3 separate regions of the Mus musculus genome follow, and all the other regions are linked to region 3. The links are chromatin loops, found by intact Hi-C in ENCODE. Cell type or tissue: left cerebral cortex. All regions are shown on one strand.

Region 1 (5,000 bases), 800 kb before region 3:
TTCTAGCAGACCTCAGCATCTTGGTCCCCATTGTTCATAGCACCACATTTGCTAATATCTGTTCAAGAGGGTATTGTGGGTTTTTAGACTCAGTATAAAAAGTTTTTTAATGGAGAACCTAGGAGCTATTTCCTATCTGTAGAACAACAAGTGAATGACCTCAAGTTTAGAACTGCCTGTGTGCCCAGAGTGCCCTGAAAAAATAGGAAGTGATATATGTGGGCAGTATTTTAACCTGAGATACAACACAAATCTGAACTAGCCCTAGGTCTGAGTGCCTTTTACCATAGATGACTTGTGGTGTCTCCAGGACAGAGTGGCTTGCTTACAGGGCCTCTTGCCCTCCACATTGATTGTTGTGAGTAACTTGGTGGAAACTCGTGATTGGTGGTTCTCTGCACTCTGGTGGCTGTGGGACAGCGTCACAGCCTTGCTGTTAGTATTTTGGCACACAAAGTGGCTAACCTACTGTATAACTTACTTGTTTGTATTCACATTCGCACATAAGCAACAACGGTCAATGTCATCTTTGAGCAGAAGACCGGGGAGAGCTCTGCTTTCTTCTACACATTCTTTGCCTCTGCTGATGTCTGAGCTCACTTAGAACACATCAGCTATCTGACTTACGATTTCAATGGTTGACTTTTCCATATAATTCTGCAGAATTATCTCCTGAGAAAATAATACCTTTGAGGCCAAGACTCAGCAAGCTGTCATAATATTTTCATTGTCTTACTAGGCAAAGAGTCAGCAAGCTCTCCAAGGATGGTGCTGCTGTTTCCTGGCTTCTTGGCAATACTGAAACTCATCTCTCTGGAGCAGTTATGTTTCTCTAGGTACACACTCTCTACAAACTGGACTTTATGTGACCTTTTGCATAAATAGCAGTGATATTACATCTGGGTGTGATGTGCCTATCTATAATCCCAGCACTTGAGAGTGTGAGGCAGGAGGATGGCTGTGAGTTCAAAGACACTGTGGGCTACAGACTGAGTCCTTGGTGAGCCAGGACTGTAGAGTGAGACCCCCTTCCAAGAAACCACAACAGAGGACCATAAGAGATTGCTCAGTGGTCACAACACAAGCTGCATAGGTCTAACAACCCGAGTTCATCCCCAGAACCCAAGGTGGAAGGAAGGACAGACCGGCTCTGTAAGTCTGTCCTCTGACCTCCAGATGTGGAGTGTGGGATATAGACACCTTTACACATGCAAACGTAAACTGCTAATAAATAAAGTATAGGAAAAAGAAACAAGATTGTATAAGATTATTCCACTTGTCTCCCACACCTCCGTAGGATCATGCTGAGCAACATTCTGCCAGTGGAGTGAGTTGTCCTGGAATTGCCTCAGATTTAATTGACTAAGAAAGTAAATTAAAAAAAAAAATCTGCTTTTTTGTGATACGTTTTCTGGGCAAATCCAGAGACAGGGAGATTGCCCTTAAAAGGGAGTTTTGTATGAAGGAGTTTTTTCGGGGGAGTAGGAAACTCAAAGTGTTCCTGGTGGCTGAAATGGTGATGTCACAGGACTCCTGTGAAGTCTCACAGGAAATGGTTTCGGCTGGACTTAACTCTGCTGGTTGGAGTCCGATTAGGGCGGAGAATTATGCTTGAATCTGGGGTTGGACTTTTCATCCAAGTTCTTTCTTTTTCTTTGTTTTTAAATTCACCAACTGATCCCTGTTGGTGGAGTTGCCGCTCAGGTTGCAACTGTTAAACTAAGGAAATTTGATAATTGACACTATGTTTAGAATACAAACGCCCCACATCTGCCAGCATCTGCCTGTGTGTATGCGCAGACGAAGACTGGGTCAGTGATGTCAGTGGAGTGTCTTTCTCAGTTGCTGTCTACTTTATTATCAGAGGCAGGGTTTCTTCCAAAACTAGAGCTCTCTTTAACTAGGCTGTTTGGCCAATGAGCTCCATGCATTTGCCTGTCTCTGCCTCCCCACTGCTTGAATTACATGTCTACTCTGCCATACCAAGACTTTTGTAGGTGCTGGAGACCCAAGCTCAGGCCATCATGTTGGCCCAACAAGTATTTTACACAGTGAATCATCTCCATTGTCCTTAGCTTCTTAAGGAACACTTAGAGAAAATACCTTTGGCTTTTGACACCTTCACTGTTGTGGTGTGTTGTGGATAGTCCTGGTGCTGTTTGTATTTTGATGCTAATTCTGCTTCCCCAGGAGGGGCTGCGGATGATGGTTGTATCACCAGTGACTTCTTGTAAACCTGCTCCCCACCTGGTAAAATAAAGGCTAGGGCCGGTGACTGGGCAGTGGAAGGGAAGGTGGAGCTGAAAAGTTTGGTGGAGAAGGAGGAGAGGAGAGAGAGAGAGGACAAGGAGGAGAGAGAAGGAAGGAAAACGGAGGAAGAGGAAGATGCTCTAGATTCAGTGTGGCGTTAAATAGCCACAGGTAGCCATGAATATATCATAAAAGGATAGAATAATTGGGATAACTTGTCTAATCTAGGTGGGCAGCTTGTATCATTATCAGTTGGCTCTGAAATTGCTGTGTGGGCATCTTGTGAATTGAGAATTTACTGATATATAAATCTGACTGACTAATTCTAAGCTTCTAGAGTTTTGATTTACTGGGCTAAGGGGATTTGTGACAACTAGCCGCAGGGGGTGGATGGCTGAGAAGGTACAGGCAGCTCTGAGGCAGATAAACCAGAGCTGGGAAGACTGCATCATGGCTAGGCTAGAGGTGGAGAGACATGGGCAGAGTAGCTGGGTATAGTGTGGGATGGTGCATTTTAAAATATTTCCTGCAACAGTAGTGTGAAGAACAAATACATCTTTAGAGTAATGTTTTGTGTGTTTTTAGCATTTAGACAAGAGACTTTTTCCACTTAAACTGGACGTCAAGTGACTGAAATCTTCAAAGTCTTCATCAAAACGGTATAGACTCAAATTTTGGAAGTTACTAGAAATTTCACAATGAGAAGATGCTATTAGAGCACCTAGCCAGAAGGTGGCGATCTTACCTTTGTGCTCATAGAAAACAGTGTGTCCGTGACGAGTTCGCAAGGGTTCAGAAACCTCTGAGGACTGTATTTCCCTATTTGTATTCAGATACAGTTTTATAGCAAAACAACATGTTTTTTTTTTCTCTTAGTGAGAACGTGGATAAATGGACAGAACCATTCTATAGACAATTTCTTCAATGATGTGTTCATATGTGAAATGGTTACGATCCGTATGGATGAGAAAATGCTCTCCTAGCAAATGTGAATTCTAAATCGTATCAGTCTTTTCTCCTTCGTTTATGATCTGTGCGTCTTAACCTGATAAACGCAGCTGCGCGGACAATAGAACAGAAACAATGTCCCTTCCTTTCTTTGTTCTTAGAGATTCACCATTATCTCAGAATCAAAATCTGGAACCTTCGTGATCTGGCTGAAGTCAGGAAGTTTCAGGCAAGGAAATCAAGGAAGATCTTCGGGCTTTAAACCACGGTCGAAGCTGATATCTAACCTGCAATCACTGAAAAGTAGACAATACAATCCACCCTCTTCAGCAGGAAGCAGTTACACCCTTCTAAGCCCCATGACCCTTCTGTCATTCTTGCCGCTGACCTGGAAGGTGAGAAAGCTTTGACTTCTGTAGAGACATCATAATGTTTTGTCTATTTTTGGTTTACTTCATAAGCTCTATATACAAAAAAGCTAATTGGTCTAGCAATGACTCACGGTGCCCAAATTAGGCAAAAAGTTGTAATAAAGATATTTTCTCTTAGAAATTGGTCATTGAAGGAGGGGTATGTACAACTTTAATTTGATTTAATTTAATCAAAACGAACATACATTGCAGGTGTAAAATGTCAAAGTGCTGAGCTAGCTAAGTAAAACTGGGTTTCCATGTTGTCAGCTCTTTTGCTCTAGACATTGTGTGGTCAGGGAACTCGGAGAAGAATGGGGGTGGGGGAGGGGCTAGAACAGGATGTCACCACAGAGAATACGGGAACTAGAATAGGATGTCTATTTAGCTTAAAGCAAGGGGATTATAAGAAGCCCTTTTGGCTACAGTCAAAGAATTGCAAGGTTTTCGGTATGGCAGGTGAAAACAAAGGCGTCTAATTTCTTCACTGTTAAGATCAAATGGAAGGGATGCTTGCATTTGCCTGGTTAGCAGAGTATTCAAAATCAAGCCGTTTCTATCAGGACAACTTCTTTGCCTCTCTCAGAGGGAAGGAAATGAACCAGAACTGGAAAAGAGCCTCTGTTCTCCCTTCCAGTTGATGCCGAGAAGAGACTGGTGCTTAAGTTCGTGAGGTCCAAGTGAAGATGCCTCCTCCACCCCACTCCGGCCACCCCCACCCCTGTTTCCATTCTCTTCCTCTATAGGGCGCTGACCCAATTCCCCAGGCTGTGTAGGGACCCAGCCATTGTCACAGAAGCTCTGCTGTTTTTTAGGTGCTGCAGCTGTCTTCTCTAGCCCTCTATCATGTTCTTGAGATCACAGCCCCTAACTTCTAACCTCAGAAGCCTAGCTATCCTTACGGTCCAGTGTAGCATAACCCGATGTCTGTCTGCTTTTGTAGCCCATAACAGAGAGAGAGAGAGAGAGAGGGAGAGAGAGAGAGAGAGAGAGAGAGAGAGAGAGAGAGAGAGAGAGAGAGCCCTGCAGAGGCTGACCATGGGAGGGGGTGTGGGAGAGGGGCAGAGACAACGTGCGTTTCTCTATAAGGGCCTCGGGTGAATTTTATGTGATATTGATGTGTCCTTGAATTGCATATTTTGTGGATTTGCAGAGCCAACTGCAGAGGCTGGAGCTCCATAGAGTCATAGGAACTTCCTGTCCCCGCCCCGAACCTCGTTGGCTCCTTCCTGTTGGGGGAGCTATAGAGCACACTCAAGCTACCCCCACCCCAGTTCCCCTGTCTGTGGACCTGTGCCAGAGCGACAGAGGCTTCTGAAGAGAGATTTTTATACACTTATCCTAAAATCTCATTTTACCTTGGCTTCAAAGGGTCGGATTGCTGGAGAGATG
Region 2 (5,000 bases), 71 kb before region 3:
CAGTTCCTCAGCTGAACTTTCATCTCCAGTGATCCTGAGTTATAGCAAGCTAATAATGACAACTCACCAATACACCATTGCATCTGATAACTGGCTTTGGGCCTATCATGCAACCAGTAATCCAAGTGACTCAAGTGACTGTAAAACTAAGAGCCCATCATGCAAAGGCATGATACACTGCCCTGGATCCCTTACAACAAAACACAGTGACTAATAATACAATTGGTAAAACCTACAACCCCTGAAATGGCATTAGACTTTTGTTTAACACAGTCTCTTTTTATGGATGCCTAAGGCAGGCTAGGTGGCTGGTGAGCTTCCACAGTTTCTCCTCTCTCCACCTCCTGCTATTGATAGGAACACTGAGAATATAGATGCTGTGGTACAAAATCAGCTTCAAGTGGATGATGGATCCAAGGCACAGCAAGTGCTTACCCACTGAGCCACTCCCCAGTCTATTAGCTTTTGAATTGAATCAGGGAAAATGAAAATTTGGTTTCTCTCTGATACTCTGTTGCCAACCTATTTCTCTGATGTTTATAAAAGGAAATTATTGATTTTGGGATTCAGACCTAGAGCCTGAGATTTGAGATTCAAGAGTTATTTATTCATCTTTTAGTTTTTCTCTTTTGCTTTATTTCCAATTCAAGCAGTCAGCCTGCTGCTATGCTTATGAAGAGAAGTTTGCCCCTGGAATATAATAAAAGAGGTTTGTCAACTGAGCCTCTGATGAGAGTCTTCATGGATTGCCATTTAAACTCAAAGACATTAGTAGTGTACATACCCAGGCATGGGGAATTGAAGGATTTATTCCAAGACCATTATTTAGCAGGCTTAGCTTGCTCATCTAAGCTTGAGTGGAGAATGCTTTGTCCAAATACTGGACTAGCATGTTAACCTCCACACTGATAGGTTGTTCCCTTGCTCTTTCTGTTTTAGTCAAGTCTAGTAGAGCATCCATTGAGAGTTCTATGGATTCAGTTACACATGGCTTTCAGTAATTAACTAGCCCCCATACCCTGAAATTTAAAACATCTCTGCCACAACAATCAGATACTGTAGCTTTAAAAGTATGATCTGTTGGTGTACATGTTTGAGTGTATATGCATGTATGCATATGTATAGGAACATGTGTGTGCATGAAGGTACAGGTGCATGTGGAGGCCAGGGGTTAATGTCCACTTATAGTTTTTGAGGTAGGGTTTTCCTTGCGAACTTGAAGTTCATTTATTTGGCTAGGCTTGGTAGCCAGTGAGCTCCAGAGACCCACCCGCTTCCACCTCCCCAGATCTGTGATTGCAGAGGCATGTCACAAGATGTGTGCTCATCCTTTCACATGGATGCTGGAGATCAAGCCGAGGTCCTTGTACTGGCGCAGAAAGCACTTTACCCACTGGTCCATTTCTTGAGCTCCCAAAATTCTGACTCTGAAGCACCTTTGTGGCCTCCAAAATGATAAAAGTGGAGTGATATTAGCAGACTTAAACACTAGCCACAGAACAGAGTCATAACATTTAGTGAGGCACTTCCTCATTTTAATAAAGGAGAAAATAAGATTGACAGCCAACCATAAGCAACATGACATGGTGGTAGAATCAGCGAAGGCACCCAGGTTTCTTCATTTTTTACTCCCTTGCTTTTGAAGTCTTTGTAATTTTCATTACAGAATTCATAATGGCCGGGATGTTTACTTTGATTTAGCCTGTTCTTAGATTTCAGGGGCGGGGGTGGGGGGGTGGGGGGTGGGGGTGGGGAATATTAAATAGACACTGGTGAGTGAGTTGTGCAGTTTGCAAAACTTGGAGGTCTCCCTGGAAACAGAATAAAATGCTGCAGTGTGATGTCCAGAGGGAGGGGGCTTTTATCCCACCTCATAATTAAATCTGAAAGGTTCCTGGGGCGAGCTAAGAGGTTTCTAATGAAGTACTAAGCTGTGCTTGGAGTCTGCACCACGAAAGGCGCTTTGTTCTCCTTTCAAAAGGTTCCAGTGCTGAATAATTTGGCTCCCAGCGCTGGCTAGTTTCAGACCACCTGCAGATTCTAATCTACGCAAATTTATTTGGTACAAACTTTCTTCTACGTCACTTGGTTCAGCATAATTCCAGAGAGGTTTATTGCTAATGTTTAACAGCCATCAGAGAACAGCTGCTCTCCTGGGGCCTGCCCCTCGAAAGGGAAAAAGGGGGGAAATGGGGCTTTTGTTATCTTCTTCCCTGAAAATGTGCTCACACCGTGAGCAGTAGAGGGTTTCCTACTACTGTGATTCAAACCAACTTCTGAGTAAAAAGTCTATTCTGGGGCTAAAAAAATGGCATTTAAGGTTCTTTCGAAGTTCAGTTCCCAGCACCCACAATGCAAGCACTGTTTGTAACCCCAGTTTCAGGAAATGCAGTGCCCTCTTCTTGCTTCTGCAGGCTCTGCCCATACACGCACTCAAGTGGGCTTCCATACACACGCACATATACAAACAAGTCATTTACATTCATGACAGTTACAACAAAACTGGCGTAGAGAGCTTGGCCAGGAAAATAATTTTCCTTTACTTTTAAAAGTAAAGTATGCTCGTGTACTTTCTTTACTGAGGTAGGATATTGTGTTACTTTTCTCCCTGCCCCCATTCCTTCAAAAAGTGCTTAACAAAAATCAACTCAAGGACACCAACCTGCCAGCTTCCTCCTTTTTATTCAGTCTGGGACCCCCACCCACAGGATGGCACCATCCACAGTTAGGAGGGATTTTTCCTACCTGGAAGCTCCCTCACTGACACGCCCAGAGCTTTGCCCTTTCTGCTGATCCTAGGTCATGTCAAGTTAGCAATATTAGCCATGACGTATTTAAGTGATTGTTGTTGTTGTTTTGAGGAAGTAGCTTGTTGTCAGAGTTATTGCCTGTGCTCTGGCAGCAAGCCAGGCTAGGCCACCTTTATCAAATAAACCAATTAAAAGAACCAAATTAGGACTAGGATAGCCTAGCACATAAAAGTTCCCTACATAAGACTGATCCCAGAATCCAATATGTGAAAAGATGGTGGTGGTGAGGCTTAGCATTTATAATCTCAGCACAGAAACTAAGAAATGGGTGGTTGAGAACAGAAAATCGCCTAGAAGCTCCTGGCCTGCTAGGGCCGCACTCCTCCCTCCCTCCTTCCCTCCCTCCTTCCCTCCCTCCTTCCCTCCCTTCCTGGTAATGGAGAATGGGCCGCAACTTCTTCCTTCCTTGCATCTTTTCATGCTCTTTTCTTTCCTTAAGGCCATTTAACATTAGATTTCTAACAGCATTTTAGGAGTAAAGAATTATAGATCTAATGTGAACATTGGATATATGGTCACATCACCATTTTTCTCTCTATGATCACCTTGCAAAGGGATGGTCCCCAGGCTAGAACATTTATCTATATTATCTATATTGCAAAGGATCAGAGAACTGATTTCCAATCAGAGGCTTTCTAAAGTGAAAGTTCTGAGAGGAGGGAGACCAGGATCTGGAGGTAGGAGTTAGGGTGCGTCCCTGCGCTTACAATTCAGTCAAGCTAAGAGCAATAGTATCTTGGTTACATTTTTATTGCTGTTATAAAATACTCTGACCAAAATGACTCAGGGAGAAACGCTATTTTATCTCACAATTCCAGGTTACATCTCATCATTGTGAGAAAGTCACAGTGTCAAGATCTATAGAGAGCTGGTCACATTGCATCCAGAGCCAGGAACTAGAGAACAATGAGTCACTGCTTGCATGCTACTGCTCCACTCACTGTCTCCTCTCATATGCATTCTAAGACCCCTACCTAGGGAATAGTGCCACCCATAGTGGGTGAGGCGTCCCACCCCACCCACCGCTGCAGAAATGCCCAAAGGCCAATCTTGCAGGTGATTCAAGGTTCTTTGAAGTTGAAAATTCCCACTAACCATACTGCTGACTGTCACACATGCTACTTCTTCCCAAAAACAGCATCCTTCCTCAGTTTCTGTCTCCTGCATGTACGAAGTGTGAGCACCTTGAAAGAAAACTCTGAGGCTAATTGATCTTTGTTTAAAGTACATAAAACCATGAAAGTGCTTGCCAATTGGCCAATATTGATTGATGAATTTACCTCATGAACAAATGATAACTATAGTAAAAAAAAAAAGAATTTAAATTCTGTCTTATCACTCTGTGCCTATGTTACTGTCTCCCAGCATTTATTGAATTTAATATTTTTGTTTCTATGTGGTTCAAAAATAATTCAAAATAATTCAATCGAATTCTTCTTTTCTGCAATTTTAACAATAGATCTTATTCTTTTGTGCAAGGAATTTCTGAGTCCTCTTATCATAAAACTGGCTAAATACTCACTAGCCCTTCTACAAAGGTGTCTGTATGTGGGCCTCAAAAGATCTAGCACACTTGGCACATTCCATGGCCATTAGCAAGCTCCAAGTTCAATGGGGATGGAGGTGGAAAGTGACAGAAAAAGGCTTGTATTGTGGAGGTTCATGATATAAGGGTTAGCATTCTGAACACTGAAAGGCTTGTGATGCAAACCTCTGGTCTCTCTACAGGCACATATAGGTGTACTTATACTCCACACACCCCAAATAGTCTTAACAAAAAAAAATGCAAGTAGAACCTAGTATGGATATTACTAAATATGAAATATTATTAACATGTATCCCTCGGTAATAGCTTATTGTCATGTTCCTTCTTTCCCCCATTCTTGAAAACTGCACTAAAGCAACTGAGATAGGCAAACAGAAAGACAGACAGATAGATGTCTCTTTGACATTTAATTTCTATTTATAATATGAAAAACAATAACCTTCATATAGGTAGCTCACAAGTAGGTCTGATGATTTATATTTTTCAGGAAAGAAAAGTTTCAAAAGAAGGAGAATCTACTGCCAAATAACTCAGCACCTTCTGCAGAACCACATGATGTGGAAGAAAGTGATTGAAGAGGAACAGTGTTTATCAGGCACAGAGAACCAGTCCCTGGACCAGGTCCCTCTGCAGCATCCCTCAGA
Region 3 (5,000 bases):
GGTTATTTAGGAAGACTGGTTCCATAGATTAGCAAAAAGATCACCAGTTTGTTAGACCTCATTCATGTAAAACTTCCTGGTAAAAAGAAAGACATCAGTCATTTTTCTATTCTTGAAGGAAATAAGCCCTTGTATTTAACAGCTAGCTACCCTTTCCAGCATTTAACAATCCTTCCTTATTCTAGTTAGGCAAGTGTGATCATCTTATGAATGGTCCTTCTTTTTCATTTACCTGATTGCTTTTGATAAGCAGGTAATAAACTGTACAAGTGAACTGTGTCAGTTTGCCCATTCTGTCAGGCAGACCTGACTTTAGTGTAGACCATCCCTGGACAATGGTCTCTTGGTAAAATCGAGGGTCATAGCCATCTCCACAATAAAGGTCATTTCTCACTAATAAGTGACCTGTGAGATGATGTGAAGTCATTATTCCATTTCTGGTATATGTTTTACCTGAAGCTGAAATGACTGTAAATGATTCTATATTAAATCAATTATATACTGACTATTTATAAAACATTAGTGGATTTTCTTCCTTGAAACAATTTTTCTCTGTGTAGACTTAGCTATACTGAAATCACTCTGTAGGTCATGCTGGCCTTGAATTCACAAAATCTGCCTGCCTTTGTTTCCCACGTGCTGGGATTAAAGGTATGTATGACCACGCTCAGGCCAAAAGTTCAGTGGAATTTTAAGCAAGCAATATTTTAAAAAATAATTCTTACTTGTTATCAAAGGACTGTTTGTCTTGATGGCGTCATATACACATTAGGATGGCTTTAGGAAGAATAAATTATTTTCTTATTACTATATGCTGTGGTTTTGTGGTTTAAATATGAAGTGTGCTCTATCTGTTTGTCAGATCCCAAGATGGTGTCACATATAGAAAATTGGGGTACCTTTAGAAGGTGGGTCCTAGCAGGAAGAGATCTCTAATTGGGCTGCAGTGGAGGAGTTGAAGTCTACAACTTGGCAACTTGTAGCCTGAGTTTTCTCTGCTTTCTGCTTTTATCTATTTACCAAACATGCCCCTACTGCATAGACACACTTTCCCCACCATGGCTGATTCAAATACCCTGAACTGTGAGCCAAAATAAACTCACCTTTATTAGCTGTAAAAATTTTGGCTACTCAAAGGAAAACAAACAAACAAACACCAAAACAAACAAACAAACAGCCCTGTGCAAACCAGATTTTAATACCATCTGTTTGCAACGTACAAAATAGAAGTGAAGTTGTGAACACATTTTAATCCTTCCAGAGGACTTTTGTTGAAAGTTGATGATGAGAATTTATCTTCTGTCCCTAAGAAGGATCAGTTATTGCGAAGTATAATGAGTAAGACAGCCAACCATCCTGTGCCTATCCTGTGGTTGCATAGCTTGGTTTTCTGAGAACACACAATCAAAGGCCACTAAGGGTTTGTGGAAGGGAGGAAAGTTGTAGGCTGCTGAGCAGAATGAATGCAGTTTTAGGTCATTGGAATGGCTCTTTCTGAAGGGAACCATTTCAACTGAGATGCAAAGGGTATGTGCACATTCAAAAGGAGGAGGCAAGAAGATGAAATCAGCTTCAGATAAAGAAAGCTACTCGGGGCGTTCGGCAAGAGGGTGGAGCATGTTAATCACTGAAAAAAGTTCAGGGAAGCAGGTATCTGAAACATAAGACAATTAATATGACTTCAGATGAGGCCAGACATGTCATGTTTGGTCTTGGAATACCTTGGGCAATTATCTGTGTGGTTATTTGCTTAGTAAATAGAGTAGAGAGAGTTAAGGGAATTGGCAAAAAAGAACCCTTGGCTATTGCTTTTATTAGGGTGGGGTGTCTAGGAATTAAACCCTGGGCTTGGATGTATGCTAGACAAATTCTCTACCAGTGAGCTGTACACACACCCTCCTTCAGATTTACATCAGAGCAGAAGCAGAGAGAGGAGGATATATACCTAAGGAAGAGATTTTATGGCTTGGGTTTTAAAATGAGAAGGGCTCAGAGGTGGCATCCAGGTTCATTGCCTTGGCCACTTGGTGAGGGAGAAGTTGTGTTCACATTGAGTGTGAATTTCCAGGAGACATGCATCTAGACCTAAACCACTGACAGTTACTGCATGGGTCCTGAGCTTGTGACCAAACTCTGAGCCATAGAAAGAGGTCTCAGTGAAGAATTGTGGGTTTTCACTACCTAATCAGTGATTCCTGAGCTCAAGGTAAGTGGTTCTGGGTCACTTCTTATGGCCAAAAACTTAGAAGCGATCATTTATGTTTCTTACAGCAGGAATCCCAGCCCCTGTGTACTTTGGTGTTTTGATTGACACTTCATGCCTCAAATGGGGATTTAAGAAATGTGGAAGCAGAGGCTCCTGCAGGCTGTATGACTCCCACGCTTTCAGGTACAGTGCCAAGCACACTCATGTAGCTCTGTGCTCCTACAGCTCATTTTCTGCCACATCCTGAAGCTTAAAATTCCCTGTGTACTTTCCATGTTTATGAGGTAAATCAACCAAAAAACTGTGAACAATTCTATTTTACATGAAAAAATATTGCCAAGTGTTGACATTGAATTTCATTTTGAATTCATCATTATTTTATTTTGTTCTGACTTTTTAAAGTTAGCACAGTTAGCAATGCGTTTCATGAATGTATTTTATTATGGCACTTTCACATATATGTATCATTATACTTTGAATTTCTCCCTGCCCCAAGTAATCATTTTTTAAAAATGATGAAAATGAGCAGGAAAAAATGGCTCACACCTGTAATCCCAGAATTCAGGGGACTAAAAGAGAATTAGTTAATGCTTAATTGAAGTCAGCCTCGGCTATATAATATGTTCTAGGCTAAACTGAGGCTGCAGAGTGAGCAACCCTGGCTCATAACACACACACACACACACACACACACACACACACACACACACACGAGCATACATATATAATAAATGATTTTTAAAAAATCCTAGAATACAGGTTTGAAAATGTGTGCACACAAATGGCAAAATATTTCCTGAAACTCAGATGCATTTAAATTTAGGTCACATTCTGGGTTTATTTAATTCTATTCTTTTTTAAACTGAGCCAAACTGTACCATTTGCGTCAGCGCTAATCCCCTGGGCAAGATCTGGATTTGGCTCTCAATCCATCCGGCTCTTATTGCCAAGCTGATGTTCAATTATCCCAGTACTTGAAATGCACAAAAGTAAAAAGCTTTCTCTGTGTGGGTGAGCGTGTCTGAGGTGGAGAGCACGGTTTTCTCACTACGGTATCATTCAGTTCCGTTCATCAAACCTTTATCTCCCCACTGCTTAAAGCCATACTCCAGTGGCTTAAAAGCAGGACTTCTTTTATTCAAAGACTTACACGCTGAATACTTTGTTTCAGAGGGGGAAAAAAAAAAACCTCCAAAAACCAAAAGAAAAAAAAAAATCCGAGAGTCTTGAGCCTGTAAGTTGCATGTGAATTAGGCAGACCATCTCAAATAAGATCGATTTAATAGGCTTTGATATTATGTGTGAAGGATGTTTGGTCCAAGGCCAGGGCCAGTTCTGGGAGTGACATTTGGTTTCTGCTCTCATTTGGTAAGGCTAAGTGCTCACTGCAGTGTGGACATTGTGTGATGCAGAGACCGTATGTAAGAGGGGAAGCTGAACACTAAGTTCTTTATCAGGCCTTTCTGTCCCACTAACAACCCTGACCCCTTCTTTGAATTGCTTACCACAGCTTTTCCTTGGAGTGTATTGAAGAAATATTTGAGACAGGGTCACCACATGACTTAGTCAAACCTTGACACCTTTGAAAGTGAAAGAGGCTCTTTTAAAATTATTACTTGGGACAGCAATGGGCTAAATAGGACTGCCTCAGCAAGCAGGAAGATGGCTATCCAACTTCAGGGAATCTTTAAAGAGGAAGTGGGAACTATTATATCATTTGCAGTAACCAGGAATGACAATACAACTAAGAAGTTGCCTCTGCTGGCAGGAGGTCACCAGCATTCATAGCCACCAGGCCATTAAGTCTGTGTCTCTCAGCAATCAACCTCACACTGTTAGAACCTTCATGTTTTGTTTTGCTTTGCTTTCAAGTTGAGTGGCTGCAATAATTATAACCGAGACTCTCTCCTCTTTTAGACACATATACCTGGGATTAACCACGCTCCTGGGCACGGTGTCTGTCTTCCTAAGCATGGCTGTACTTTTTGTTTTAAAGAAAAAATATGTCTCGAAACACAGCAGCTTAATAACCACAAGAGAAAAAATAGGGATGTCTTCAAGCATCAAAAAGGAGACATGCGCTGCAAGGGATCGTGGATTGCAGCCCAAGTACTGGCCAGGCAAGGAGACACGACTTTAAAAAAAAATCATGGAAACAAACAAATATGGGGTCATTTTATCCAATACATGTAAATGAATAAAAGCATAATCAAAAGGGCTTCAATGTGCAATTCCTTTCTGCTTCCAAAGGTATGCCTGCTTTGCTTTTGACTCTAAGCATAACATGACAAACCTCTAAGGATGTAATTAAATTTATTTTAAAACTTTTAAACTTGTACATTCCTTTTAATTATTTTCTTATTTCTGCTTCATGCTATATTGTCTCCATTGATATGTGATATGTGTTCCTGGGGATGGCTGTCTATTATGTTTGATTATGACATGTCATCTGTACATTGTGTCACTTGACCAGAATCTACTTTGAGTATTTCCTAAGGAGATCTTTCAGATTTAGCTCCTCCTTGAACTGATACAGAAAAAAAACATTCATGATGGGGTTGTCTTCTGAGACAATTTCTGTTCATTAGTTTACATATAATAAGATGTAATTTTATAATTTACATAAATTCATTGTGATTTTGGAAGTATCCATGGTTACACTGCAATTCATGTCACCATGTCACCATACTTTATTGCTTACGAATTCAGTGAATCAAAATATTTTTAAACAAACACTTCCCAAATTTCCATGAATTAGGTAACTCTGTACTTAGACATAAATTGTATTCACAAA

Evidence for each region. Peaks named below come from ENCODE experiments on the same cell type or tissue, not always from the same donor. Only the 100,000 strongest peaks of a DNase experiment are listed, where the experiment ranks them.
Region 1: a loop joins it to region 3, with 4 times the contacts of the local background. A loop is called at or near these places in 10 of 42 quality-filtered maps.
Region 2: a loop joins it to region 3, with 4 times the contacts of the local background. A loop is called at or near these places in 15 of 42 quality-filtered maps.

Annotation. Positions count from the first base shown.
Region 1 is chr6:140,763,539-140,768,538 of GRCm38, forward strand. It overlaps Gm30215 (a long non-coding RNA gene), which reads left to right. Exons shown (of 10, transcript XR_003956541.1): 5 at 3,360-3,593. Among named protein-coding and RNA genes, the nearest start is that of Gm30215, 86 kb to the left of the region's middle. In left cerebral cortex, CTCF peaks have their summits at 2,980 (motif pointing right) and 4,854; a DNase peak (open chromatin) is centred at 2,997.
Region 2 is chr6:141,493,809-141,498,808 of GRCm38, forward strand. Pde3a (phosphodiesterase 3A, cGMP inhibited) reads left to right here. Exons shown (of 16, transcript NM_018779.2): 16 at 4,844-5,000. Among named protein-coding and RNA genes, the nearest start is that of Slco1c1, 28 kb to the right of the region's middle. In left cerebral cortex, no CTCF peak of the experiment used is centred here; a DNase peak (open chromatin) is centred at 1,960; H3K27ac peaks cover 829 bases.
Region 3 is chr6:141,565,183-141,570,182 of GRCm38, forward strand. It overlaps Slco1c1 (solute carrier organic anion transporter family, member 1c1), which reads left to right. Exons shown (of 15, transcript NM_021471.3): 14 at 2,272-2,389; 15 at 4,124-4,995. The coding sequence ends at 4,346. Among named protein-coding and RNA genes, the nearest start is that of Slco1c1, 43 kb to the left of the region's middle. In left cerebral cortex, no CTCF peak of the experiment used is centred here; DNase peaks (open chromatin) are centred at 2,379 and 3,135.